2 separate regions of the Homo sapiens genome follow, and region 2 is linked to region 1. The links are chromatin loops, found by intact Hi-C in ENCODE. Cell type or tissue: dorsolateral prefrontal cortex. All regions are shown on one strand. Links, peaks and the distances in the headings refer to the core of each region. The heading gives the core; the rest is flanking DNA.

Region 1 (11,244 bases), core at 1,361-9,360:
TTTTGTAAACCATTATACCAGCCATTTAGTCTATCCCTAAATAACTGAGGGTCCCAGGAATTTAATCATGTCAGTGCAGCCTTTTTACATTTTCTCTTTCTTTTTTTTTTTGATGGAATCTCACTCTGTTGCTCAGGCTGGAGTGCAGTGGTATGATCTCGGCTCACTGCAACCTCTGCCTCCCGGGTTCAAGCCATTCTCCTGCCTCAGCCTCCTGAGTAGCTGGGACTACAGGCATGTACCACCACATCTGGCTAATTTTTTTTTTTTTAGTAGAGACGAGGTTTTGCCAAGTTGGCCGGGCTGGTCTCAAACTCCTAACTTCAGGTGATCTGCCCGCCTCGGCCTCCCAAAGTGCTAGCATTACAGTTGTGAGCCACTGTGCCAGGCCTTTTTTTTTTGTTCTTGTTGCCCAGGCTGGAGTGCAGTGGCATGATCTCGGCTCACTGCAACCTCCACCTCCTGGGTTCAAGTGATTCTCCTGCCTCAGCCTCCCGACTAGCTGGGATTACAGTCATGAGCCACCACACCTGGCTAATTTTTGTATTTTTTTTTTTAGTAGAGACAGGGTTTTGCCATGTTGGTCAGGCTGGTCTTGAACTCCCAACCTCAGGTGATCCACCCTCCTTGGCCTCCCAAAATGCTAAGATTACAGGCGTGAGCCACTCCGCCCAGCCCAGTCTTTTTACATTCTTAACTGAAGAAAAATGGGTGCCCTTCAAAGATTTTAAGATTAGGAAACAAAAAGTCAGAAGGAGCCAAATTGGGACTGCCAAGTGGATGCCTAATAATTTCCCATCAAAACTTGTAAAATTGCTCGTTTGATGAGGAGAATGAGCAGAAGCGTAGACATGCTGGAGAAGAACTCTCTGGTGAAGCTTCCCAGGCTTATTTCTACTAAAGCTTCGGCTAACTTTCTCAAAACACTCTCATAATAAGCAGATCTTATTATTCTTTGACCCTACAGAAAGTCAACCAGCAAAATGCCTTGAGCATCCCCAAAAACTGTTGCTATGACCTTTGCTCTTGACCAGTGTGCTTCTGCCTTGACTGGATCACTTCCCCGCTCTTGGCAATCATTCTCTGATTACGATTTGTCTTTAGGATTGCACCCGTGAAACCATGTATCATTTCCCGTTACAATCCTTCAAGGAAATGCATTAGGATCTCGATCTCACTTGTTTAGCATGTCCATGGAAAGCTCTGCTCTTCTCTGCAGCTGATCTGGGTGCGACCGTTCTGGCACCCATCGAGTGGAAAGTTTGTTTAGCTTTAATTTCAGTCAGAATTGTGTAAGCTGAGGCCGGGTGAGGTGGCTCAAGCCTGTAATCCCAGCAGTTCGGGAGAATGAGGCAGGAGGATCACTTGTGTCCAGGAGTTCAAGACCAGCCTGGGAAACCTAATGAGACCCCCATCTCTACAAAAAATACGAAAATTTAGTGTCAGGCCTCTGAGCCCAAGCTAAGCCATCATATCGCCTGTGACCTGCACGTATACATCCAGGTGGCCTGAAGCAACTGAAGAGCCACAAAAGAAGTGAAAATAGCCTTAACTGATGACATTCCACCATTGTGATTTGTTTCTGCCCCACCCTAATGATCAATGTACTTTGTAATCTCCCCCACCCTTAAGAAGTTTCTTTGTAATTCTTCCCATCCTTGAGAATGAACTTTGTGAGATCCGCCCCCTGCCCGCAAAACATTGCTCCAAACTCCACCGCCTATCCCAAAACCTATAAGAATTAATCATAATCCCACCACCCTTTGCTGACTCTCTTTTTGGACTCAGCCTGCCTGCACCCAGGTGAAATAAACAGCCTTGTTGCTCACACAAAGCCTGTTTGGTGGTCTCTTCACAGGGACGCGTGTGACACTTAGCTGAACGTGCTGGCACGCACCTGTAGTTCCAACTACTTCGGAGGCTGAGGTGGAAGGATCGCTTGAGCCCAGGAGGTTGAGGCTGCAGTGAGCCACAATCTCACCACTGTACTCAGCCTGGGCGACAGTATGAGAACCCTGTCTCAAAAAAAAAAAAAAAAAAAAAGAAAAAAGAATTGTGTAAGCTGTACCAATTGAGATGTCTATGGTGTTGGCTATTGTTTCTGCTGTTAACTGTAAGTCCTCTTTAATTAAGGCATAAACAAATTTAATTTTTTTCTGCAAAAATTGATGTGGATGGTATGCCACGGTGGGCTTCATCTTCAGCATGACCCAGGCTGGAGTGCAGTGGCGCAATCACGGCTCACTGCAACCTCTACCTCCCAGACTCAAGTGATCCTCCCACCTCAGCCTCCTGAGTAGCTGGAACTACAAGTGTGCACCACCACACCCAGCTAATTTATGTATTTTTTGTACGGATGGGGTTTCACCATGTTACCCAGGCTGGTCTCGAATTCCTGAGCTCCAATGATCCGCTGGCCTCAGCCTCCCAAAGTATTGGGATTACAGGCGTGAACCACCACGCCCGAACTTGTCCCTTCTTAAAACGAGTTATCCATTTGTAAATGGCTGATTTCTCTGGGGCACTGTCAAGTTTTTGGAAAACATCAATGATTTCATCATTCTTCCACCCAAGCTTCACCATCAATTTGATGCTTGTTCTTGCTTCAATTTTAGAATTCGTGTTGCTCTGATAGGGGCTCTTTTCAATCTGATGTTTTATTTTAGTGTCTCAAACTAGGTCCTGTTCAGACAAGTTATAACAAGTTAGTATGAATTTATTTTGGTGCAAAAAAAAAAAATTGAACTCCATGCATAGTTTTTTCATAATACACATTTTCCATGAATTTTTGGAAGACCCTTCTTTTTCTCTCTTTTTTTTTTTTTTTTTTTTTTCTGTAGAGATGGTCTTGTTCTGTCACCCAGGCTGGAGTGCAGTGGCACAATCATGGCTCACTGCAGCCTCGACCTCCTGGGCTCAAGCAATCCTCCCACCTCAGCTTCCTGTTACTGGGACTATAGGTGTGCACCACCACACCTTGATAATTAAAAAAAAAAATTTTTTTGTAGAGATCGGGGTGGGGGGGGGGGTCTCACTATATTTTCCAGGCTGGTCTTGAACTCCTGGCCTCAAGTGACCCTCCCCAATCAGCCTCCCAAAGTGCTGGGATTACAGGCACAAGCCACAGTGCCTGGCCAATAAATGTTTTTTGAATGAATGAAGAAATTAGTGCATGGACATATTTTCCCATCAGCTATTACAATAACCAGACTCTGAGTTCCCTGAAGGCAGGGCCTGTGAGTTTCATTGTGTACCCTCAGCCCTCAATAGCTGATAAAAATAAATATTCAGAAAATGCTTGTAAAATGAAGAAGAGAATATGTATGGGACAGAAAGTAGACCAGTGGTTGCCTGGGGCTGGGACAGGGAATAGGGAGCGACTGCAAATGGGCAGAAGGGATCTTTTCAGAGTGATGGAAATGTTCTTGAATTGGCTGTGATGGCTGCAGAACTGTAAAATCACCCAAAATCAGTAAATCACTTATAATAGGTGAATTTTATGACAGGTAGATTATACCTCAGTAAAGCTGTTAAAACAAAACCAGTGTTGAGGGAGGAAATAAATGTTACCTTGGTAATACTGAGGACTCAGTAGTTATCAAGACAGCTCTCTTCCCTGCCCTCATGAGGTTTTCTGTGCAGGGCGGGGACGCCGACCCATTATAGACAGTGACAGCCTAGAGCCATCACGGCGGGATGGTGGGGAGGGGACAGGCAGAGGGGTGGGAGGCCAGGATGGGGGAAGCCCGGGCAGAGAGGTTGGGCTGGAATGGGGGGCACAGGCAGAGGGGTCGGGGCGGGGACTGGTGAGGTGCAGGCAGAGGGCAAAGGGGTCGAGGTCCAGATGGGAGATGTACAGGCAGACGGATCCGGGCCAGGGCGGGGAGGTACAGGCCCAGTTGAGGAGCATAAGGAACCATAGGAGCCCAAAGGAGGCGCCCGACCAGTCAGGGAGGACTTCCCAGAGGGGTGAATGGCTGAGCCAGGGCCTGAAGTATAATGTTCATGAATGCGACAGCAATTTTTTTTTTTTTGAGACCGAGTCTCCCTCTATCACTGGAGTGCAGTGGCTCGATTTCGGCTCACTACAACCTCCACCTACCGGGTTCAAGCGATTCTCCTGCCTCAGCCTCCCGGGTAGCTGGGACTACAGGCGCCCGCCCCCACGTCCGGCTAATGTTTGCATTTTTAGTCGAGACGGGGTTTCGCCATTTTGGCCAGGCTGGTCTTGAACCCCTGACCTCAGGTAATGCACCTGCCTCGGCCTCCCAAAGTGCTGGGATTACAGGCGTGAGCCACCGCGCCCAGCACAATTTTAATTTTTCTTAAACACTTTTCCTGCCTTAGCAAAGTCTTGGAGGGGCGGCCGCCCAGGCGCCGCGAGCGCAAGACCACGAGGGGGCGCTGCTTCACCACGCTAGAGGAGCGCTCCCGGCAACCACGTGGCCCCACAGGTGCGGGAGGTCGGCGAGCGCGCCTGGAGGGTGGACGGGGTAGGTTACGGCCAGGCAGCCCGGGGTGGCGCGTGGCCCTGCGCAGGGCAGTGGAAGCAGCGGGCCCCAGGGAGCATGAGACGCCGCGCTCCGTGGGGCGGTCCCAGCGCTGTGCAGCGAGGGGCCAGGGCTGTCCCCGGTCCTGCGCGGCCGGCTCCCGGAGAAACTGTGGCCTCCTGGGGGTGGAGCTTTAAAAAACAAAACAAAACAAAACAAAATCACCCAACAGGAAGCGGGGTGGGGGCGCCCGGCTCTGTCACCCGTGGAATGCATCAAAATAGCCTGCGCGGCCGGGGGCGGTTCCGGGAAAGGGGGCGGCCGCGAGGGGCGGGGCTGCAACGGAGGGCGGAGCTTCCCAAAGAACGGGAGAGAGGAGTGCAGAACCGGCCCCAGGGGGACGTCCTCCTGTTCCCCCAAAATGACCTCGATAGGCGTTTGTGTGGGATGGGGTTCCTGGGTAGGGCGGGGCTTTCCAGTGCGATGTCCCTGGTCTATTCTTAGCGGGCTGAAACCTGGAGAAGTGGGAGTGGGCGGTTGATCCGGGTTCCAGGGCCTCTTTGGAGCGAAAAGCTCCGTGGAGAGCCAGAGTCTCCATCCTGGGCGTGGGAGGGAAGATGGGAAATGGGCCAAGAGGAGCCTGTGGGAGGTCCTCCCCGGGACGGCCCCCTTCCATCTGCATCCGCGGGAACCGTTGTGGGGGCAGCTCTGAGAAAGGCTGCTCTGGGCGCAAGGAAGGGTGGTTGAACGAAGAGATCAGTCAGGGACGGGGTGGGGGTGCCTTGACTGTGTCCCAGATTTGCTGCGTGCTTCTGACCTCAGTTCCCCATCCTTCCAGTTGCTCAAATCCTCTCTGTCCCAGTCCTAGGCCGTTTCTGCCCCTCTCACTTCCTAGTGGTTTGCAGAGGGGAAACACTGAGGCTGCCTCTTCTGTGCCTGGCCCTGTGTTGGCACGGGGAAGTGACTGAGACGCCCCAGACCCCCTTCTCCCTCACAGTCCAGTGAGGCAGACAGACCTGCCACCAGATAGTGACAGCCCAGAATGAGTCATTGAGAGGACGGGGGAGGCACAGGCAGATGGGTCAGGGCTGGGATAGGGGAGGAGAGGGGCCTGTAGGATCCAAGGGGAGAGTGGGTGCTGCTGACTCAGTCTGGGGGGGTTGAAGAGCCGTCTGAACTTAGACCAAAAAGGTAGGATGGGGCCGGGCGCCTGTTATCCCAGCACTTTGGGAGGCAGAGACAAGAGGATCGCTTGAGGCCAGGAGTTCCAGACCAGATTGGACAACATAGCGAGACCCCCATCTCTACAAAATAATTTAAAAATCAGTTGGGCATAGTGGTGTACGCCTATAGTCCCAGCTACTCAGGAGGCTGAGGTGGGAAGATTGGTTGAGCCCAGGAATTCAAGGCTGCAATGAGCTATGATTGCCCCACTGCAGTCCAGCCCGGGTGACAGCGTGAGACCCCTGCCTCCAAAATAATAATAGCAAAAATACTGGGCTGGGCGCGGCGGCTCACACCTGTAATCCCAACACTTTGGGAAGCCGAGGTGGGCAAATCGCTGAGGTCAGGAGTTCCAGACCAGCCTGGCCAACATGGTGAAACCCAGTCTCTACTAAAAATACAAAAATTAGCTAGGTGTGGTGGCAAGGCATCTGTAGTTCCAGCTACTTGGGAGGCTGAGGCAGGAGAATCGCTTGAGCCCAGGAGGTGGAGGCTGCAATGAGATCACACCACTGCACTCCAGCCTGGGCGACAGAGTGAGACTCTGTCTCAAAAAATAAATAAATCCTAATGAAAGGATAGGATGGGGCTCAGGGCCTTGGAAGAGGGTCACCTTCTAACAAAAGGTATTTGAACGGAGTCCTAAAGAATGAGTAGCATTCTTCTGGGAAGTGCTGTGTCACCATGAAGGAAAGGGTGTTCTAGGCAGAAAGAATGACAAATGCAAAAGCTTGGAGGTGAGAGTGTGGCTTATCTCTGGCAGGGTCCTCTGCTCCCTGCCTGGGACATTCCCCCAACGTCATACCCCGACAGAGCTGTCTTAGGTCTCCTAGTCCTGGAGTCCACAAGCAGGTTAATGGGATGTAATGGAAACGCTATAGAGGGCAGACCCCTAGGCTTGTTCCCTCACAGCCTGATGCTTTTTTGTTTTTGAGACAGAGTCTCGCTCTGTTGCCCAGGCTGGAGTGCAGTGGCGTGATCTTGGCTCACTGCAACCTTGGCCTCCCAGGTTCAAGCGATTGTCCTGCCTCAGCTTCCCAAGTAGCTGAGATTACAGGCACCCACCACCACGCCTGGCTAAGTTTTGTATTTTTAGTAGAGACGGAGTTTCACCATGTTGGCCAGGCTAGTCTCGAACTCCCAACCTCAGGTAATCCACTTGCCTCGGCTTCCCAAAGTGCTGGGATTAAAGGCATGAGCCACCACGCCCAGCCTTTTGTTTTGTCTGCTTTTTTAGACAGGGTCTCACGCTGTCACCCTCACAGGCTGGAGTGCAGTGACTGCATCACGGACCACTGCAGCCTGGACCTCCCAGGCTCAAGCAATCCTCCCACCTCAACCTCTCCAGCAGCTGGGACTACAGGCGTATGCCACCACGCCCACCTAATTTTAAAATTATTTTGTAGAGACAGGGTCTCATTATGTTGCCCAGGCTGGCCTCGAACTCCTGGGCTCAAGCGATCCTCCCACCTTGGCCTCCCGAAGTGCTGGGCTTACAGGTGAGAGCCACCTCAGTGCCCGGCCTCAGCCTGATGGTTTCACGACTGCCTTTGACTTTGGCCCACACTAATCAAATGTATCACCGTGGGCCACTGACTCAACTTCCCCATCTATCCAGTGGGAATAGAATATTGGACTGCACAAAATCAACCACCTCATTTTAAAGAGCTATAACGAAACAAAATTTATATGTTATATATTTTTAAAAATACATCTTATAGATTAAAGGACTCAAGAAACAATAGCAAGACTGTAAAACGTTGCCACATCAGGTGACACTTTGGCCAGAGTTATGGAAAATGCTGACAAAACAAGAATTTGCCAGCATGGGCAAAGATATACTGTTACCAACCCAACTTGTTAAAATATTAATATTGAGCTAATTAGAAGTAGTTTTTTTTTTTTTGTTTTTTTTTTTTGAGACAGAGTCTCATTCTGTTGCCCAGGCAGGAGTGCAATGGTGTGACCTCAGGTCACTGCAACCTCTGCTGCCTGGGTTCAAGCGATTCTTGTGCCTCAGCCTCCTGGAATTACAGGCGCCTGCCACCACGCCCGGCTAATTTTTGAATTTTTGGTAGAGACTGGGTTTCTCCATGGCGGCCAGGCTGGTCTCGAACTCCTGACCTTAAGTGATCTGCCTGCCTCGACCTCCCAAAGTGCTGGGATTACAGGCGTGAGCCACTGTGCCCAGCCAGCAGTTCATAATATTTGTTTTTTATTCCTTGATTCTAACTCTGTAAGGAATAGAAATGGGGTGATTAATTTTGGCTCCTTTAATACCCGCCTGGCAGGTGCTGAGTCAGTGGTACCTGTTACCACGCTATGACTCAGAGGTTATCACTCAGGGACATCCTTCTGACTCTGTTTCAGTCCATGACTCAGGAGGAAAGGTTCTAGGGCCTCACCAGCGCCCTACACACACCCTCGTTTCCCGAGGGGCACCATTATATTCTTCCTTTATTGGCTGTCCTTGTATAATACAAATCTTCAAGTTTAGATACAAAAAAAATCTGGAAATAAAAGATAGAAAAGTACCCGCCAGGCACCCCTTCCCCTTCTTCCCGGACCCCTCCCCAGCGGGCACCGACATGAGGTAACTGCGCATCTTCTCCTCCTCCTCCCTCCCCGCCTCCTGGGCCCCCAACTTGGCCCTAGCCCCCATGAGACCTTGGCCCAAGGAAGACATGGGCCCCAAAGTTGGAGGGTGATGGAGGTGAGTACAGCATTGGCAGTGAACGCAGCGTGTGGGCAGAGGGCAGCCCTTAGCTTGTGCTGTGCATGGGGGGAGGAGACGACCAGATTTGGGGTGGGCACTGGTGTGGGGCCCAGGAGAGCCCCTAAGCAAGTGTCCCCCCTCCATCCTGTCCAACACTGGAAGGTGGGGGTCAACAGAAACTGGGAAATGGAGTGTGAACCAAGGGCATTCAGTGGGATTGTGGCCAACCCCTGTGTCTGGGGTTGGGGAAGGGGGCATTGCCAGCCTAAGTCCGGCAGTGAAATGGTTCCCTTAGCCAGGCTGGGTCCGTCCCTGAATTCCATCCTGTTGCAACCTGGGCGTCACAATGTTGGTTCTGTAGTGGTTGTCGGGGTGGTTGAGGGAGGGGGGTGTTGAGAGGGTGTTGAGGGGCGCAGCCCCAGGGAGCAGGGTTAGGGGAGAGGTTGTGCCTCCACCCCCAGGCGTGGGGCACCTGGAGATGATGGAGTGGGTGGGGCGGCTCGGGCTACAGTTCAATCTCGAATGTCTTTTGCAGGTCGCCAGAAAAGGGGTTGGAGGGTTTCTCTACAGTGGCTTTGCCTTCTAATGCCGCCCACTGGGCCTCAAAGGGGTCCAACTCTGGAGCTGGGGCAGGCGCTGGCTCAGGGGGCCAGGGGGCCCCATTGGGGCGAGGGCGGGCCTGGCTCCCAGGGGCACTGGGTATGGCAGGGGGCGGGAAGGCCCCAGCTTTCCCAAGCAGAGTGGCAGGCTGAGGCTGGAGCTGGGCGGCTGAGCAGAAGGCGTTTGCCACCATCTGTGAGGGTGTGATGCCCACCACGGGCACCCGGGGCATCGGTGGGTAGCCCAAGCCCGGGTAGGCGGGCACAAAAGGGGGCTGCATGTGTGGGGGTGGCAGGAACACGGCCACTTGGGCAGGTGCAGCGTCAAAGGGCCCCACGGGGGCGGGGAAAGGCTGCAGGGCAGGAGGCATGGTGGGCACTGGGGCCACTGAGGCTGCTTGCTGCTGTTGCTGCTGCTGCTGCTGCTGCTGTTGCTGTTGCTGCTGCTGCTGCTGCTGGGCCTTGGCCACCTGTGACACCTCCTCCAGCCATCGCTCAGCCTCTGAAGGTGTCCGCTTGTGCCCAGGCTGGAAGGCAGCTGCAGGGGGCACGGAGGGCTCACCCCAGGCAGAAGTCCCTGGAGAGAGGAGAGGGACAGGTGAGGGAGGGGGCAACGGCTTCAGCAGAAGAACCCCAGGCTGGGAACTGGCATGGTGTGGGGATCAGAGCACGGACTCTGGAGCCAGACCGCCTGCCTCTGAATCCCAGCTCTGCACCTCCCGAGCTTGCTGACTTCAGGCGAGTGACTTCACCATTCTGGACCACGTAATGGTTCTGGAGTGCTAAGAACATACAATTCTGAGCTTCTAAGGCCCTATGATGAGAAAGTCTAAGTAGGACTGACATCCTCCTAGCCCCACTACCCTTCTGACTGGTCAGTGCCAAGCCTAGGATTCACTATTTTGTTTTGTTTGTTGTCTGTTCGTTTTGAGAGTCTCACTCTGTTGCCCAGGGATGCCCTATCTGGGCTCACTGCAACCTCTGCCTCCCAGGTTCAAGCAATTCTCGTGCCTCAGTCTCCTGAGTAGCTGGGATTACAGGCGCGCACCATTACGCCCGGCTGATTTTTTGTATTTTTAGTAGAGGCGAGGTTTCAACATGTTGCCCAGGCTGGACTCGAACTCCTACCTCAAGTAATCCCCCTGCCTCGGCTTCCCAAAGTACTAGGATTACAGGCATGAGCCACCACACCCAGCTGGTATTCACTATTTTGAATATCACCCTTGATTTTCTAATACCTTCAGAATGTATTGTTTTAGGAGTTAAGATTCTAAGATTGCATGGATCTTTCTCCACATGTATAATAGTATCCTAACATAGTAAGGTTTGACAGTTTAGGGTTGGGCTTTCTAAGATTCTCGAGTTCTACATTTACAGTGTTTGAGATTCTAAGGTGCACCTGTGGTTCTAGGATAAGCCCATGGCTCTAAGATGATACATGGTTCTCAAGGATTCCATGGTTCTGAAACGATCTCTGGGCTCTAAGGTGATCCCAAGATTCTAGCATGAGCACATGCCTCTGAGGTGACCCCGTGGCTCTACAATGATCCCGTATCTCTAAGATAATTCATGGTTCTAAAGTGATCACTTGATTCTCAGGTAATCCCACGGCTCTAAGATGATCCTTGGTTCTAGGATGATCCTCTGGTTCTAAGATGATCTGTGTTTCTAAGGTGATCCTATGGCTCTAAGATGATCCATAGTTCTAGGATGATCCCATGGTTCTAAGGGGATCCCGTGGCTCTAAAATGATCAAGGGCTCTGAGATGATCCATGGCTCTAAGGTGATCACATGATTCTCAGATAATTCCATGGCTCTAAGATGATCCATGGTTCTAGGATAATCCCCTGGCTCTAAGATGATCCCTGGGTCTAAGGTGATCACATGATTCTTAGGTAATCCCATGGCTCTAAGATGAACCACGGATCTAGGATGATCCCCTGGCTCTAAGATGATCCATGGCTCTAAGATGATCACACGATTCTCAGATAATCCCATGGTTCTAGGCTGATCCCCTGGCTCTAAGATGATCCCTGCTTTTAAGGTGATTGCATGATTCTCAGGTAATCCCGTGGCTCTAAGATGATCCATGGATCTAGGATGATCCCCTGGCTCTAAGATGATCCATGGTTCTAAAGTAATCGCATGATTCTCAGGTAATCCCATGGCTCTAAGATGATCCATGGTTGTAGGATGATCCCCTGGCTCTGAGGT
Region 2 (9,622 bases), core at 1,623-9,622, 240 kb after region 1:
AGGCAGGTGGATCACTTGAGGCCAGGTGTTCGAGACCAGCCTGGCCAACATGGTGAAACCCTGTCTCTACTAAAAATACAAAAATTAGCCAGGCGTGGTGACAGGCGCCTGTAATCCCAGCTACCCAGGAGGCTGAGGCACAAAAATCACTTGAACCCGGGAGGTGTAGGTTGCAGTGAGCCGAGATCATGCCACTGGACTCCAGCCTGGGTGACAGAGTACGACCCTGTCTCAAACAAACAAAAAACAACAACCAAAAGTGTATGTCATTTGGAACCTGGAGTCAGGACAGTGGTTGGGAATCTGGACTCCACTCCATCATTTAGAAATGGTGGGGTCTTGGGTGAGTCACTTCAGCCCCCATCTGTGAAACAGAGATTAATCCCTCCAAACAATTGGAAGAGTGGCTTATAAACAGTAAGTGTTATTACGGGTGAGTTTTCACTTTTTTTCCTCACCAGTGTCTGGCACCTAATAGGCATTTGACAAACCCTTGAGGAACTGAAATGAACACAACCTTGAAACTCATGGATCCTATAGAACCATTCCGTCTTGGAACGGGATGGAATCCCAGCCATCAGAGAAGTAGCAGGTCCTAGCTGAGCACTAACTATAGATACCCACTAAGCCTGTGTAACACCCCTTTATAAAGCAGTCACAGTCATGAGCCCTGATGTGCGGATGAGGCAGCTGAGGCCCAGTGGGGTGGTCAGTCCAGACACCCCTGGCACCCCCATGACCTGTGCAGGTGCAACCCTTCCTTCTGCCCTCCCCTGTGCCTGCAGGAAAGCGCATCTGCTTGGGCGAGGCCATGGCCCGCATGGAACTCTTTCTCTACTTCACCTCCACCCTTCAGAACTTCTCTCTATGCTCGCTGGTGCCACTTGTGGACATCGATATCACCCCCAAGCTCTCAGGCTTTGGCAACATCACCCCGACCTATGAGCTCTGCCTTGTGGCCCGCTGAGCCACACCTCCTGCGGGGCAAGGAGGAAGTGGTGAAGAATGCAGCTCTCCTCTCGTGTTCAGGAGCACCCCCTCTTCCTCATCTTACTAATCCTCAAGCATCCCTAAGAGGAGGCACTATGATTACAGAGTCAGCCAGGGTCACCTGAGAATGTACAGCTGCGTGTCTTCCTCTCCCGTAGAAGAGCAACGCCCTGTGCAAGATTTGCACCTCTGCCTGCAGGTTTCATGGTCACATGGTCACCGTTGCTTAGGTTTCTGGCTGCATCAAATTATTACTGCAGTCCCTGTGTCTTCATGTTGTCCCTTTTTGTGTGTGCTCTGATTTTGACCAAAATGTAGTCTAAAATCCTTTCTCCTTGGTTCTCATCTTTACCCACCAGCCCCCGAAAAGTGAACAAAGACCTCAAGTCTGTTGAGCGTAGCAAGTTTATTGAGTATGGTGTGTGACAGCGATGTAGGGCACAGCCAACAGCTTGAAATGTCTTTCTTGACTTGTTATGAGTTATAGTTTCTGCCAGCTGCTCTCCAGTGACTTCCCCTGGGTAAAATGCCCCATCCTCACCCATCTTGCTGACTCATTACCTTTCTCCGCCATCATCTCTTCTTCTAATCTTCCTTTCCAGTTGCTCTCAGCACAACTCCCAATTCCAAATACTCCCCAGTCCGTTTGTTTGTTTGGAGATGGAGTCTCACTCTGTGGCCCAGGCTGGAGTGCAGTGGCACCATCTAGGCTCACTGCAACCTCTGCCTCCTGGGTTCAAGGGATTTTCATGCCTCAGCCTCCCGAGTAGCTGAGATTACAGGCACGTGCCACTGCATCTGGCTAATTTTTGTAATTTTAGTAGAGATGGGTTTTCGCCATGTTGCCCAGGCTGGTCTTGAAATCCTGACCTCAAGCCATCCACCCACCTTGGCCTCCCAAAGTGCTAGGATTACAGGCATAAGCCAACGTGCTCGGCCTCCCCACTCCATTTTTGAGGATAGCTCAGTTATCCCCAGCTTCTATCATTCCCTTTCCAGACTCCATTAACTGACAAAAACGTTCCCTCTTTTTCATTTATTCAGCCAATATTTACTGAATACCCAACAAGTGCCAGCGTAGTCTTCAGGGACTTGGGATCCATCAGTAAGCAAAACAGACAAAAACTCCTGCCTTCAGGGAGCTAACATTCTAGTAAGGAAGGTGGACAATAAAGCATACATGAAACAAATATGCAAATGACATACTGCATTAGAAAAGCAAGGCTGGTAAGTGGGATATGCATTCTGTGATTGGAATTGCAAATGGATGGTTAGGGGTGGTTTCACAAGGTGATGGGGCAACAAGCTATGAAGATATCTGGGAAGGGAGTGTTCCTGGCAGAAAGATTAACCAACAGCAGTGGCCGGGCGTGGTGGCTCATGCCTGTAATCCCGGCACTTCGGGAGGCCGAGGTGGTCGGATCGCCTGAGGTCAAGAGTTTGAGACCACCCTGGCCAATATGGTGAAACGTATGTCTCTACTAAAAATACAAAAATTAGCTGGGCGTGGTGGCAGGTGCCTGAATCCCAGCTACTTGGGAGGCTGAGACAGAGAATTGCTTGAACCCGGGAAGCAGAGGTTGCAGTGAGCTGAGATTGTGTCATTACACTCCAGCCCAGGTGACAGTGTGAGACTCTGTCTCAAAAAACAAAGCAACAAACAAACCAGCAGAGTCCTAAGGCAGGAGGCTGTGTGCATCCAGGAATCCACAGGGAGCAGGTGTAGCTCGCATGGAGGAGGAAGACAGAGTAGGAGTGAAGGAAACGAGGCCAGGGAGGCGATGGGGACCAGACTGTGTGGGGTCTTGTGGGCCAAGGTGAGGTCTTGGCTTTTACCCTGAGAGTGATTGAGGTATTTGGAGGGATGGTGAGCAGAGGATGACATGTACAGACATATTTTACAGGGCTCACACTAGCTATCATATGATGGATACAAAAGCCAAGACCTATTAGCAGGCTACTGCAACTGGTGGTGTTGACTCAGACCCAGCAGCAGCAGTGAAGCTGGGCAGAATATGGTAGATTTGAAATCTGTTTCACTCTCTGAGATGGTGGGGTTTGCTACGGTATTGTATATAGGGTGTGAGAGAAAGAGGGAGTTCAGGCAGGAGTCCAAGGATAGGATCTCATCTTTGATCACCTCTTCTTCAACCTGTCACCTCCAGGGAACCTTGGGACCCATGACAGTCAGGGTTCCTTTTTTTTTTTTTTTTTTTTTTTAGACAGAGTCTCACTCTCTCACCCAGGCTGGAGTGTAGTGGCATGATCTCAGCTCACTGCAACCTCTGCCTCCTAGGTTCAAGTGATTTTCCTGCTTCAGCTCCCTGAAGTAGCTGGGATTACAGGCACGCACAACCACGCCTGGCTGATTTTTGTATTTTTAGTAGAAACTGGATTTCACCATGTTGGCCAGGCTGGTCTCTATCTCCTGACCTCAGGTGATCCACTCATCTCGGACTCCCAAAGTGCTGGGATTACAGGCTTGAGCCACTGCGCCCGGCCAGGGTTCCTATTTTTAAGCAATATAAAGTGACTTTGGTTATTTTAAATAGAAAGGCTGTTAGCTACTGGAAGGTGATTGTTTAGCTCACAAAATTAACAGCAATTCTGGAAAAATAGGGTAAGAATATGAGTAGGAAAAAGAGGCTGTGGTAGGGGACCAACAGCCAAGGTAATGTTCAAAGCTATCTGGTAGGACCTGCTGCCACACCACCCATCTCCTGGGTACTGAACACCTGACCCACCCCCTGGGTACTGCCATGGGACTCTAGACCCACTGATGCCACTATAGATGATTTCCTGATTGTGTCTGTGTTTTTGTCTCACATCCTCATGATTAAGAGTTCCAGACATCTAGCCACATGTTAAAACCTTAGGGTTCAAGGTGAGGTGAGGAAGAATGAATACCTCCTTCAGCTGTTGTAGTGGGAGGCAAAGCCTTGTCCCTGATCAAGAGCCACACAATAGGAGGTACTCAGAAAATCAGAAAAGAGTTTTGAGACTGTGTGTATAATAAACAATAAATGCGGCCAGGCATGGTGGCTCACGCCTGTAATCCTAGGACTTTGGGAGGCCAAGGTGGGCAGATCACTTGAGGCCAGGAGTTCGAGACCAGCCTGGCCAACACAGTGAAACCCCATCTCTACTAAAAATAGAAAAAAAATTAGCCAGGCATGGTGGTGCATCCCTGTAATCCCAGCTACTCAGGAGGCTGAGGCATGAGAATCACTTGAACTTGGGAGGTGGAGGTTGCAGTGATAGTGTCACTGCACTCCAGCCTGGGCAACAGAGTGAGACTGTCTCAAAACAAACAAACAAACAAACAATAAATGCCATTATATACATTATGGGAATTAGATCCTCCGGGAAGCTGAGATTTAGACGGAGTTAGGGGTCCATCATTTTATTGGAGGGAGGAGGGTAATGCATGTGAAAGACCAAAAAGGAAGGAAGCAGATGACACTGGTAGCAGAAAAGTCTTCAGAACAGGATGCAGATCCAACACTTGTGAAAGAAAAGAAGGAAGGAAGGAGGATTGGACAGAGACAGGCCAAGACCACCAGGCAGAGATAACAGACCCATAATCCAGAGAAAAATGCTGTTGGGGATGGTTTATGTTGGACAGATAGGGTCATGCCCTGGATCCCAGAGTCCTTAATTACTATTTGGGGCTTCCTTGGAAAAGCATGGGTTCCGCTCCACACTGAGGTGGGTCCTAATGGTGCTGCAACTGGAGACTCTCAGCTCACTGCCCTTATTGAAGCTGATTGGAAAGTTCTCCATGAATGAAGATTCAAGTAGCACATCCCTATGCCCACCACAGACACCAACATACAAACCCACATCATTAAAGCCTTGGCACCCCCTTCTATAAATGCAGCATCTCAGAGCTACAAACACACCTCGCAAGTACACAGTACAATGGGCATCAAACATTTTTAGCTGTGAAACGTTTTTTAAAATGATCTTACTTGCAAATAGAATACATAAAGCAGGCCGGGCGCGATGGCTCACGCCTGTAATCCCAGGGCGTTGGGAGGCTGAGGCGGGTGGATCACCTGAGGTCAGGAGTCCGTGACCAGCCTGGCTAACATGATGAAACCCTGTCTCTACCAAGAAAATACAAAAATTAGCCGGGCATGGTGGCACGTGCCTGTAGTCCCAGCTACTAGGGAGGCCGAGGCAGCAGAATTGCTTGAACCTGTGAGGCAGAGGTTGCAGTGAGCTGAGATCACGCCACTGCACTCCAGTCTGGTGATAGAGCAAGACTGTGTCTTAAGGAAAAAAAAAAAAAGAATAAGCAGGAGAGAGAATTGTTGATCTCTCTTTAGGTAAAGCACAGAAGAGCTATAGGTCCTCAAAATAGCCTTCATTTCTATTTATGACGTGAGCCTATTAGAAAGTTCCTAGAGGCTGGCGCGGTGGCTCACGCCTGTATTCCCAGCACTCTGGGAAGCCGAGGTGGGCGGATCACGAGGTCAAGAGATTGAGACCAATCTGGCCAACATGGTGAAAGCCCGTCTCCACTAAAAATACTAAAATTAGCTGGATGTGGTGGCACGTGCCTGTAGTCCCAGCTACTCGTGTGGCTGAGGCAGGAGAGTCGCTTGAACTCGGGAGGTGGAGGTGGCAGTGAGCTGAGATCAAACCACTGCATTCCAGCCTGGCGACAGAGTGAGATTCTGTTAAAAAAAAAAAAGTTCCTAGAAATTCTGAGAATCTAAGACATTGTAGTTATTCAACACACATCGGGTCCTTCCAAGGGGCCCACGGAAGGACCTAATGACATAATGGTGACCAGGAAAAGCTCAGTGACTCACCACATAGGGCTCACAGCCCAGCAGGGAAGAGTGCTCCATCCTTTACAGTGACGGCCCAGCATAGCCCAGCATAGCTCTGATGAAGGAAGCACGGAGTAGAATGTGGAGGACTGTGATGGAGGAAGCCCAGGTGGATTAGGTAACACCAGGAAGTATGAGGCAGGTTAGAGGGAATCCGTACTCCTGCTATCCCCTGGAAGTAATTCATTTAATTAGAGTAAACATTTCTCAGAAACTAGGTGAATCAATTTTCTTCCTAGAACTAATCAAGACCTACAAGTCAGAGAGGACATTTTCTTTACTGTGAGGTTTTTTTCTTTATATTTGTTTCTTTTCTTTTTGAAAAAGCCTTTATTGATATAACTTACAGATCATAAAGTGTACAATTAAGTGGGTTTGGGTGTATTAATCAATACTGCAACCATCACCATGGTCAATTTTAGAACATTTTCATCACCTCTACAAGAAACCTCATACCTTCTAGGTCTTACCCCTTTTCCCCCACAGTCAATTCCCTGCCCTGAGCAACCACGAATCTACTTTTCTTTGTAGATTCACTTTTTTTTTTTTTGAGATGGAGCCTCGCTCTGTTGCCTAGGCTGGAGCGCAATGGCACAATCTCTGCTCACTGCAACCTCTGCCTCCCAGGTTCAAGAGATTCTCCTGCCTCAGCTTCCTGAGTAGCTTGGATTACAGGCACCCACCACGACGCCAGGCTAATTTTTGTATTTTTAGTAAAGATGGGGTTTCACCATGTTGGCCAGGCTGGTTTTGAACTCCTGACCTCAAATGATCGTCCGGCCTTGGCCTCCCAAACTGCTGGGATTACAGGCATGAGCCACCATGCCTGGCCTAGATTCTCTATTCCTGACTTGCATATAAATTAAGTCATATATTATGTGGTCTTTTCTGACTGCGTTCTTTCACTAATACTTTTTTAAAGGTTCATGCTAGTTGTAGCATGAAGTTCTGCTTCATTCCTCTTTGTGGCTGAACGAAATTGCATTGTATGGATATATCACCTTTTATTTATCAGTTTATCCAGGGATGGATTTATTAGCTTCCTAGGGCTGCCTAGGAACCTAGGTACATATAACAAAGTACCACAAACTGAGTGGCTTAAAAAAACAACAGAAATGGGCTGGGCACAGCAGCTCACACCTGTAATCCCAGCACTTTGGGAGGCTGAGGGGGGCGGATCACAAGGTCAGGAGATCAAGACCATCCTGGCTAACACAGTGAAACCCCGTCTCTACTAAAAATACAAAAAATTAGCCAGGCGTGGTGGTGGGCGCCTGTAGACCCAGCTACTCAGGAGGCTGAGGCAGGAGAGAATGGGAGGCAAGGCGGAGCTTGCAGTGAGCCGAGATCCTCAACTGCACTCCAGCCTGGATGACAGAGCGAGACTCCGTCTCAAAAAAAAAAAAAAGAAAGAAAGAAAGAAAGAAAGAAAAAATCCCATATTCTCCACTTATTCATCCCTCCTCCCTAAACTCCTGGCAACTACTGATCTTTGTACTGTCTTCACAGTCTCACTTTTTCCAGAATATTATATAGTTGGAATCACACAGTATGAAGCCTTTTCAGGCTGGCTTCTTTTACTGAGCCATATACATTTAAGGTTCCTCCCAGTCTTTTCATAGATTGATAGCTCATTTCTTTTTATTGCTAAATAATATTGTATGGATGTACCACAGTTTGTTTCCTCATTCACCTGTTAAAGGACATCTTGGTTGCTTCCAAGTCTTGCAATTATGAATAAAGCTGCTGTAAACATTTCTGTGTAAGATTTTGTGTGGATATAAGTTTTTGTGTGTGGATATAAAGCTCATTTGGGTTAATACCAAAGAGCCTGATGGCTGTATCACATGGTAAGAATCTGTTTAACTTTGCAAGAAACTGCAAATCTGTCTTCCAAATTAGCTGCGCCATTTTGCATTCTCACCATCAATGAATGACAGTTCCTGTTGGACCACCTCCTTGCCAGCATTTGGTGATCAGTTTTGGATTTTAGCCATTCTAATAGGTGGGTAGTGGTATATCATTATTGTTTTAATTTGAAATTTTTAGTGACATATGATGTGGAGCATCTTTCCGTATGCTTATTTGCTATGTGTATATTTTCTTTGGTGAGGTGTCTGTTCAGATCTTTTGCCCACTTTTCATTGGGTTGTTTGCTTTCTATTGTTGAGTTTTAACAGTTCTTTGTGTATTTTGAATGTAAGTCCTTTATCAGGTATGTGCCCTGTAAATATGTTCTCTCCGTCTGTAGCTTGTATTGTCGTTCTCTTGACAATTCTTTTGCAGAGCAATTTGTAATTTTAATGATGTAGAATTTATCAATTGTTTCTTTCATGGATTGTGCTTTTGGTGTTGTGTCTAAGAAGTCACCAGCAAACACAAGGTCATCTAGATTTTCTCCTATGTTATCTTCTAGAAGTTTTATACTCATTTTTTATTTAGGTCTACAATAAACTTGGAGTTAATTTTCGTGAAAGCTGTAAGGGAGCTTCTAAGGGGGACACACACTAACTTATTTGAGAGAGGGCAGGTAATTGTGAAACTCTTAGCTGGGTCTTACAACAGACCCTAGATCCATCAAGAGAACCCAACCTTCAGAAACCCATAGTGGAATGTTTTTCATGCATACATGGGGAGAGTATGCAGTCATATGCTCACATGCACAACTGTACATGATCACACACATGCATATGGTATGTCCTGATCCAGAGTTCTCCCAGCATTCTCTCAGAATGTTTCTCTCTGTCAATTTCTTCATTAAGCGGTCTCATTGTGTCCCTGAACTGACTCTCAATGGACGACAGTGGCCTTACCTGGTAGGGGGTGCAGGCTACACCCTGGTGCACAAAGTGTGCTTGAGTAGGTGAGAGTGGGCAAGTGTGCAGTGAAGCCAGGACAACCGCCGGCCAGGTCTCTGGAGAAAACCCCAGGACAGGGCTGTTCAGGCTGTGTGATGCTATACTAAGCTGTTTGACTTGAGGAAGGGGTGCTTTTTAAGAATCTGCCCAGAGGGTTGTGTTCAAAGATTTGCTGGGCACTTATATTCTGTGACACCTCAGCTACAGACAACTTTCTGAGCCTCAGCTTTGTCATGTGTAAAATGGGCATGAATGCTGTTCCCCTTTGCAGAGGTTTGTGGGCATTAAGTGAGGTGAGCATGCAACGGTTTTTGAACAGAGCTGACACGGAGGTACTTGTTCAAGAAATGAGATGCTATTATTACTACTCTTTGTAGCATAGTTTAAGGTTTCCCTTCCTCTCATCCCAGCTCTGAAGGACATCGTCAAGGTGAACTGAGCCCCTTCTGTTTCTTCTCTTCCCCCTAACCACCTCGCCCCTTCCTTTCCCCCTGTCCTGCCCCCATTCTTAGCCCCGCCCCTCCCGCAGGCCCGCTCCTGGCCCCGCCCTTCCTCTGATCCCGCCCACCACGCCGGCACCAGCACAGCCCTCCCTCAGCAAGGCAAGTAGCACTTGGTGTAGTTTCGTGGGATTGTGACAAAGCCCACGTGTTTGGGGGACACAACAATGTCCTTAGGCGACTGCCGCGATTTGAAGCGGAAGTTCTGCATGATGGTGGTGAGGTAGAGAAAGAGCTCCATTCTGGCCAGGCCTTCTCTGAAACAGTTCCGCCTTCCTGAGGAGGAGAGGCGGGAGGGGTGGAGGTGAAGCCCACTCTTAGTGCAGCCTTGCCCCGCTACAGACCTCCAGCTGCGGCTCTCCCAGGGAGGAGGGGTGGAATATTATGGCCTGAGAGACTTTCAGAGGAGGCTCTGATCCTCCCTGAGCCTCAG

What was found. Hi-C counts contacts between places; a loop is a spot of excess contacts. Peaks named below come from ENCODE experiments on the same cell type or tissue, not always from the same donor. Only the 100,000 strongest peaks of a DNase experiment are listed, where the experiment ranks them.
Region 2: a loop joins it to region 1, with 2.5 times the contacts of the local background. A loop is called at or near these places in 15 of 110 quality-filtered maps.

What each region holds. Positions count from the first base shown.
Region 1 is chr19:40,658,533-40,669,776 of GRCh38, forward strand. It overlaps NUMBL (NUMB like endocytic adaptor protein), which reads right to left. Exons shown (of 10, transcript NM_004756.5): 10 at 7,373-9,606. The coding sequence ends at 8,936. Among named protein-coding and RNA genes, the nearest start is that of NUMBL, 26 kb to the right of the region's middle. RefSeq lists a silencer at 4,386-4,665. In dorsolateral prefrontal cortex, for the core only: CTCF peaks have their summits at 4,400 (motif pointing right) and 4,607; DNase peaks (open chromatin) are centred at 3,868, 4,419, 4,959 and 5,119; H3K4me3 peaks cover 1,521 bases; H3K27ac peaks cover 2,887 bases.
Region 2 is chr19:40,899,189-40,908,810 of GRCh38, forward strand. It overlaps the pseudogene CYP2G1P. Among named protein-coding and RNA genes, the nearest start is that of CYP2A7, 22 kb to the left of the region's middle. RefSeq lists a silencer at 9,177-9,326. In dorsolateral prefrontal cortex, for the core only: no CTCF peak of the experiment used is centred there; no DNase peak of the experiment used is centred there; H3K4me3 peaks cover 593 bases; H3K27me3 peaks cover 233 bases.